Regions from separate parts of the Mus musculus genome. Here region 2 is linked to region 1. A link is a loop called in an ENCODE intact Hi-C map of the cell type or tissue named here. Cell type or tissue: left cerebral cortex. All regions are shown on one strand. Links, peaks and the distances in the headings refer to the core of each region. The heading gives the core; the rest is flanking DNA.

The links. Peaks named below come from ENCODE experiments on the same cell type or tissue, not always from the same donor. Only the 100,000 strongest peaks of a DNase experiment are listed, where the experiment ranks them.
Region 2: a loop joins it to region 1, with 5 times the contacts of the local background. A loop is called at or near these places in 2 of 42 quality-filtered maps.

The regions. Positions count from the first base shown.
Region 1 is chr14:87,213,433-87,217,836 of GRCm38, reverse strand. No RefSeq gene overlaps it. Among named protein-coding and RNA genes, the nearest start is that of Diaph3, 74 kb to the right of the region's middle. In left cerebral cortex, for the core only: a CTCF peak has its summit at 2,523 (motif pointing right); DNase peaks (open chromatin) are centred at 590 and 2,533.
Region 2 is chr14:86,779,817-86,784,220 of GRCm38, reverse strand. All of the region lies in intron 25 of Diaph3 (diaphanous related formin 3), which reads left to right. Among named protein-coding and RNA genes, the nearest start is that of Gm33025, 13 kb to the left of the region's middle. In left cerebral cortex, for the core only: a CTCF peak has its summit at 2,430 (motif pointing right); a DNase peak (open chromatin) is centred at 2,445.

The DNA of each region.
Region 1 (4,404 bases), core at 205-4,204:
TTCACAGCTCATGTTAAAAAAGAAAAAAAAAGCCAGGGCAGTGGCACGCATGTGTAATCCCAGCACTGAAAAGGCAAACATGTGAGCACTCTTTTGCTCATCCTCTGCTCTTCTGTGTCCTACAAGAATGAGTGTATGGAGAGACAGGGCTAAAGTGTCCTTAGCTGAAGTGCAAACTTATGCTTTCTTTGGAAAGTCGGTTATGTTAATTGATGTTTTGCTGGGGCACAGAGGTGAAAGGATGTCTTGCTAAAGCAGACATATGGACGAATGTTTTCCTGAAGCAGACACAGGTGAAAGGATGTTTTGCTAAAGCAAACACGTGAAAGGATGTATGAGGTTAAGAAGAAATATGAATGTAACCCAACAGACAGTGTATGATGCTAGAGATGGTATTGCCATTCCTTACTGGTCTTTGTTTGTCACGACTTTATAGAAAGAAATGCACCAAAAAACTTCTGGCAGCTTCTTGCCACTTCCTTGGACTTGGGCTGATTGGCCGAGTGAAGTGGAAGTTTCTGGATACGTCAGCTGACACAGACTTTCATGGAGTTTTACTGAGGCAAGATCTGTGGGAGGACATGTGATGTCTGGAAGGAGTATAAATAGGACTCAACGGACAATGACAGCTGGCTTACATGGCTAGCTTTGCAACACTTGACTTAGTTGAGAGAGGCATGGCAGAGAACTTCTCCTGGCATCCCCGCTGGCCCTGGTCACTCCTGCTGACTTGTGCCAGTTCAGCAGCGGCCTGGCTGGTTCTGCTGGGTCGTGCCACCACTGCTGATTTGTATTTGTTACCCTGACAGTACTTCTAAACAGGGTACAGCAGAGCCTTGTGGTTTCTTCTGGATCGACCTGACATTGCCGATTTGTGAATGGTGTTTATGAGTGGATTGAGCTGTCACTGCCAATTCCTGTGAACTGAACTGCTGATTTCCTGACAAAGCAGATTGAATTTTCTCCAAAGAACCATTTCTAACCAGGTCCACTTCCCTATATCCTAGTAACGGTTCTCTTCCTCTGCCTCTGATAGGTGGTAGGCTACAAAAGGAAGGTTAAAGCATTTAAGAACCCTTATTAAAAGTAGGTTCTGAAAAATCAAAAAAAAAAAAAAAAAGAAAAAGAAAAGAAAAGGATTCTTAGGAGCTTGCTAGCCAGCTAGTCCAGCTAAGTGAGTGACCCCCAGATTAAGAAAGAAATTCTGTCTCAAAAAATAAGGTGGAGAGAGCTGAGGAAAATATCTAACGTTGACCTCTGACTTCCACATGCACACACTCACATGCATGCACAGATGCACACATAGGCATACATATAAGCACACATATATGCATAAATATGCTACGGCATATTATCATCATAATAATAGTCATACTCAATGAAATAAATTAATAAGTAGAGAATACCAACATGGCTATGTATGTTATAACAGATATTGAAAGCAGTGTTTTGGGATCCATGTTGTATGGCTAAAGAAATAAAAGCTTCCTAAAAATATTGTTAGATAGTGATCCTCTCAAAACTAAGTTATGAGTAGCAATTCAATGACTACCTTTTATGTATTTTAGGATTGCGGAAATAAATAAATATACTGTGGATAATGATAGTATGATTTCTCATTGTGGGAAAAGAGATGGGGTATGCTATCATGAACCCTGGGGTAGTAGTTTGGAATCTGAAGCTTCAGTTTGGAGGTCAGCTTTTCCTATATTAGAAGATATATCAGCTAAAGATATAGGTAAATACATATGGAATGCATGGATGTGCACACGTGCGTGTATTTTCTTTCCTTCTCTCTCTTTGCGAGTCTACTGTAGTACCCTCGCAGCATGCTCATCCATCATTTTAAAAACCTCATCATCTGAGCCAGGGCTCCTTGGCCTGATTCAAGAACTCAGGCAAGAGCATCTCAAGAGGAAGCCTGAACTGTTCTCCTGGGCCAAGAAGCAAGGAGGTGGTCAAGATGTGACAGATGTGCAAAAGGCCAAGTGTCTCCTCGAGCAGCCCCACTGCTGGGACTGGAACATGCAGAGTTAAAATATCCAGCCTCACACTTATGTAAATAAACAGCAGATATAAGCCTTTCTTTTCCACGATTGCCTCCCCTAATAAAAATGGGCTGTTGTCACCTGTCCTGCAATTCTGCAAGGATTCATTGAGGGAGACAGTTTGAACAAGGCATTGCATGCACATATAATCATCCTACATTATGCAGATTCGCTTATAAATGTTAATTTGTCTCCCTGACTCATTTTTTTTTTTGGACACAATCATTACCCAGAATGCCTGAATATCACAATTTTGAACTTGAATCACTTTTGGTTTTTAGTCTTGGAAGTCTGTTGTCATTCCTGTTTGGTGGCCTCCTTCTGAACACAGCCTAGAGTATCCAGAGTGCTCATGTGGAACTCAGCACCATTTCCTTGTGTTCTGTGTTGCTTTTCCTCCCTCCATGTACACTGTGGTCCAAACTGGCATGATGCTGTTTTCTGCTAGATGCCCTTGGCATACCAATGGCCAGTAGAGAGCGCTGCAGGCTTGAAAAAAGATGACTCTCCTGTGCACAACCCTCTAGGGAGATCAGCTGCCATCCCACAAGGCTGTTTATCTCCTATGGTAAATTCCAGCTTGGCCACAGACACACTTTAAGCACATCTTCTTTTTCCTGTGTGAATATCGGATAGACCTAATTTTAGTATCATTCAAAAATGATGATGATCCTATTTTCTGTGGGTATTGTCTTCTAGTTATTTTGATCCTTGAAAGCAGAAAATGTTTCTACTTTTTTTTTCTTTTTGGTTAATCCTTCAACGTTCAATTTAATAATCTTCACAGCAGACTTGATGTTATCAACCCAGTTTTAGGTATATGCTAATCTTAGGAAACAGATACAAATCAAATCTTCTATGTCTGAGAGAGAGAGAGAGAGGAAGTTATGCCTGCCATTTGCCCGGGACTTGAGGATGCAGCACTTTTTTACAAGGTAGGATACTGTGCATGATCTGGATATAAATACATTAAACTTGACATAATTAATGATAATTAAGCAAAATACTGTTCACTCATTAAATATTTGTCAAGCATTCATGAAAGCCCCACACTATGTAGAACAGTGAGGATAAAATAGTCTTGTGGCAAATAGCAGACCTCTGTCCTCAGTGAGTTACAAAGCATACAGATGTGCAAACGCATGTAGTAATGTGCCATGATCTATGTGCCATGTAACCATGGTACACTGTGGTGCAAGGAAGGTATAGTGGGGTACCAAGGTCAAGGGGTGCTACTGAAATGACTAAAGAGGTCTTTACAGAGATGATCAGTTAGGGCCAAGTTTGAAATTCAATCTGTCAAGGGCAAAGAGAAGAGTTACAAAGGTTAGCTTGACCATAATCAAGGAAACCATCTAGCAAACAGTTGCAAAAGTTTAGTCTGGTGGCAATGACAGTTGGGCAGTGAGACTATCAAGCACCCCACATTCTGCAGATCTCGTTATAGGAACTGGGTAAATGAATATCCACTCAATATACAAAAGGAGAAATGAAAAGAGAAATCAGATATAAAGAAATAGACGTAGGCTTATAAATCATCACTAGTGAGGCTGAGTCGCAGGGTACATGTTGGAAGCAGGCTTGAGTATAACCAATACTGTCTCAAAAGAGCACCAACAAAGTTAAAGAAATAGATTATTATGAGACGAATCATTCGCTTATTTAACAAATTTATATTGTACAACTGCAGTTCTAGGGTCCAAGGAGCTTGTTACCAAAATCTCTGTGCTCTCAGTAAATGTGGATTTTAGAGGCTGCCGAGATGGCTCCGTGGTTACGAGCACTTGCTAATTTTGCAGAAGACCTGCAGTAAGTTCCTAGCACCTACAGAGAGGCTCACAATCCTCTGTAGCTCCAGTTACAGAGACTGCAACACCCTCTTCTATCCCTTTTAGAAACCGAGTACATACGTGGTACATGTATATACATACAGAAAAACACTTACACATGAAATAAAAGGTAAAACTCTTTTTAAAAACTGAAGAAATGTACATTCAAATACTATTTTGGTTAATCATTTTTGCCAACTTAATTGGCTTGAAACATCACCTAGGAGATTACTGAAGTGAATCTCTGGATTAGTCTACAAACGTGTTTCCGTGGGTTATTTGATCATGAAGGTTCTGACCTAATGAATGGCTTGATCCCTTGATGGATTCATAGTCTGATGACATTTTGAGGTGATGAAAAATAAAACTGGGACTTCATAAAAGTAAGTGGGCTAATGGAGTGTCTGTCAGGTTTTCTCTTCTCCAAGTCCCCTTCCCATATTCCACTTCCTCTGCTTCCTGCCCACCGTGATGTGCAAAGTCCTACCCCACCATGCTTTCTTAGGCATGATGGGCTGAGGTTACTT
Region 2 (4,404 bases), core at 306-4,305, 430 kb after region 1:
CTGTTTCACAACAGACCTTCAGGTATTCTACATTTACAATCTATTTGATGCTTCTTGAGCCATAGATGCAAGAGCTGTGATGTAGATGCATCTTCTGGGGCTAGGTCCCTCAGGGTCTGTGATCTCCACACTGTGTCCACTTGTGGTTTTCTGTCATGGTTACTCTTGTGATAGAGACTTTGAAGAGGGACAACTCGTGCACATTTAAGAATTTTCAAATCTTTGTGTATCTATTTAATTTCTTTTCTTTGTTGGTTTTTTTTTTTTTCTTTCGAGACAGGGTTTCTTTCTATAACCCTGGCTGCCTGGCTGTCCTGGAACTCAGTTTGTAGACCAGGCTGGCCTTGAACTCAGAAATCCGCCTGCCTCTGCCTCCCAAGTGCTGGGATTAAAGGCGTGAGCCACTACCACCTGGCTATTTAATTTCTTAATGTAATATTTTGTAATTACTAATTTATACATCAGTTGCATGAGTCCTACTAAGTTGTGGGCTGTAATATGTTTATCTTTTTTTTTTTTGGTTTTGAAAACAAAGTTTTCCTGTTAAATATTCAGAAGACAGTTTTATTAGATATTTATATGCAGTAATCAAAAACTATAATCCCCAAATCATTTTCCTACTTAATGATTATAAATTTAGAAATGAAAAGTAACATTACAGTACTCAGTATACTGTTTTTATGTGTAAAGTCTGGGCTTATAATTTTGGGAGAGTTTTGTTTCATTTTAGGTTTTTGTTTAATAATTTATCTTATTTTTTGATATTATTATTATACCATTGTCCCTCCCCTTTTCTCCCTTCAGACCCCAGAGTATATCCTTCATTGCTCTCTTTCAAATCCATGGCCTTTCTTTTTTAATTAGATATTTTCTTCATTTACATTTCAAATACTATCCCGAAAATCCCCTATACCCTCCCCCCGCCCTGCTCCCCAACCTACCCACTCCTGCTTCCTGGCCCTGGCATTCCCCTGTACTGGGGCCTATGAGCAAGACCAGGGCCTCTCCTCCCATTGATGGCCAAATAGGCCATCCTTTGCTACATATGCAACTAGATACATAGTTCTGGGGAGTACTGGTTAGTTCATATTGTTGTTCCTCCTATAGGGTTGCAGACCCCTTTAGCTCCTTGGGTGCTTTCTCTAGCTTCTTCATTAGGGGCCCTGTGTTCCATCCAATAGATGACTTTGAGCATCCACTTCTGTATTTGCCAGACACTGGCAAAGCCCCACAAGAGAGAGCTATGTCAGGGTCCTGTCAGCAAAATCTTGCTGGCATCAGCAATAGTGTCTGGGTTTGGTGATTGTATATGGGATGGATCCCCAGATGGGGCAGTCTCTGGATGGTCCTTTCTTCCGTCTCAGCTGCGAACTTTGTCTCTGTAACTCCTTCCATGGCCTCCTTTTTTATTAATAGTTTTTACACACATATGTATTTAAATATATATTTCTAAGTACAGCCTGCTCGGGTCTGTATAATGTTGCTTGTATGTGTGTTTTGAGGGATGGCGCCTTGCTGTTGGATTGCCCATTCTCTTCCCCGGGAAGACTATTCAACTCTAATATTCTATAGTTCGCCGTAGTTCTCTGTGTATGTGATGGAGGCTTGAGGGCTTTTCCCAGAGCACTTTGGGGTCGCTGTTGTTGTCTGTGTTCAGGCAGTCCTGCTAGTGAAACTCAGGGTGTAGCTCCTGACCTCATGGCAGACTTCCCGCTCCTCTGGCTCTTACAGTCTTTCCATCACATTTCCTCTCTTAGGCTTATGCATCAGTTTAGGGTTGTTTTTGAGATATGATCAAAATATATATATCCCACACTGGTCTGAGTCCTGACCTTCCTGCTCAGCTCCCCCAGAGCTGATATTATAGGTACACCCTCCTCATGACTACATGATCTACAATATTAGTGATGCCAGTATTTAGATTATTATTTTGCCTTGGTGTCTGTATGTATGTGTAACATCCAAAAATGACTTTTTTCTTGTTGAACCACAAAAACACACATAAATAATCCTTTATTTGGGCCAGCACTTTGGTTAGGCTAAAGTATTTGCCACTAAGCCTGGCAAAATGAGTATTGTCCTCATAACTCACATGGTAGAAGAGAGAGCTGACTCCAGCAAGTTGTCCTCTGACCTCTAACACACACCCATACCCACACTCACACGCAGACCCATAACTAATAGATGTAAAACTTTTTCTGAGAACATTCATTTTATAATTGTAATCTGTGCAGCCTTATTTACTGTCCATCATGAAATTATTTAAATTAAAATCTAGATAAGATGAAATCCATCACATGCTGACTGTGACTTACACATCTCATTGCATTTATAAAAATTTTCACTTAAGTTTACAAATATTCTTAGGTATTGCCTGGAGCAACTCAACATATCATTAATGTTAATATTTTGATTGCCAGAAGGGGGCAGCATTCTACAGTTGCAGTTAGAGCTGCCACAAGGCCGGTCCATGAGAAATGGGATAATAGTTATGGACATGCACTCTGCTCATGTCTAGTGCCTCGGTGCATGGCGTCTCTAGCGTTGCTGGCAGGGAGACTGGGAAATGGGTGTTTTTAGCTTCTTGTTGTTGGCTTTTCTAGCCTTCCTAGCTGAAGTGGGCAGGGGCTGACGTAGTTAGTGGTTGAGGATGGATTTGGGCTCTTTTTCTTTTTGTTTTTTCTTTTTTTTTAGTTAGATATTTATTTCATTTACATTTCCAATTCTATCCCAAAAGTCCCCCACCTACTCCCCCACCCACCCACTCCCACTTCTTGGCCCTGTCGTTCCCCTGTACTGAGGCAGATAAAGTTTGCACAACCAATGGGCGTCTCTTTCCACTGATGGCCGGCCGGGCCATCTTCTGATACATATGCAGCTAAAGACACGAGCTCCAGGGGATACTGGTTAGTTCATAATGTTGTTCCACCTATGGGGTTGCAGATCCCTTTAGATCCTTGGTTACTTTCTCTAGCTCCTTTAATGGGGGCCATGTGATCCATCCAATAGCTGACTGTGGGCATCCACTTCTGTGTTTGCTAGGCCCCGGCATAGTCTCACAGGAGAGAGCTACATCTGGAGGATGGATTTGTTACAAATCCCAATCAGCTGAACAGGGAGAGTCACAGTATTAAATGTAATACCAGCTAATGTGGATCTGCCCTGACCAGGTGGAGACACTGTCTTTAAACAGGTTAACTCAATTCTGACAATAGCTTGCTAAGGTAAATTCTATTAAAGAACTCATCTCATAGCTCTGGGAAGGTATAGAGGGCCAAACATGGTCAGAATGGGAATGGAAAGCCAACCACAAGAACTAATAACTCTTTGCACTGGTCAGTTTCAGGGTAGAAGAGGCTTTCCTTAGGAAACACTATAATTTTTTTGCTTCTAACTCCCATGCGTTCACGTTAGAGGAATAATGAGCATAGGAAAAGAAAATGGAACATTTGAACTATTATGGTTTACTTTATCCCCGATCCCATTGCTTATAGTCTGTGGTTGTGTGCAGCATGAGAGAGGTCTCCTCTGCTGTTGTCTTTGTCGGTTAAGTTCCAATGAACATTGGCTCTCTACACCCCTTGACTCAAATTTCAACATTTCTTCTGTATTAAAACAAGTTCAGAGATTTCGTTTGAAGTTACTCCTGCGTTTTTGCTCTCTGGTTTAAATAGTATTTTGTGCTTTAATCTAGATGGTTAAGGGCTAAGACACTGTACCAAGAAAGGCTTCTGTAAATAGCTGCACGGAGCACTAATTCACGAAGGCATCGTAGACTAACAGCCAGGGTTTGTTTTTTGTTTGTTTGTTTGTTTGTTTTTGTTTTCCCTTCTGGAAGGTTGAGTTAAATGTGAGCCTGTAAATTTTGTTTAGTAGCACACTTTAAACACTCTTTTTTTGAAAAAAAAAGGGGGGGGGTATTTTATTTACATTTCAAATGTTATCCCCTTTCCCAGTTACCCTCTGTAAACCCCCTATGCCATCCCTCATTACCCTGCTTCTATGAGGGTGTTCCCCCACCCACCTACCCACTCCTGCCTCACTACCCTAGCATTCCTCTACACTGGGGCATCGAGCCTTCACAGGACTAAGGGCCTCCTCTCCCATTGATACCAGATAAGATCCCATCAGCTCTTTCGTTCGTCCATTGGAGTCCCTGTGCTCAGTCCAATGGTTGGCTGTGAGCATCCTCATCTGTATTGGTCAGGATCCAGCAGGGCCTCTCAGGAGACAGCTGTTTCAGGCTCCTGTCAGCAAGTACTTGGTGGCATCCGCAATACTGTCTGCATTTGGTGTCAGTATATGGGATGGATCCCCAGGTGGGGCAGTCTATGGATGGCCTTTCCTTCAGTCTCTGCTTCACATTTTGTCTTCGTGTTTGCTCCCATGAATATTATGCTCCCC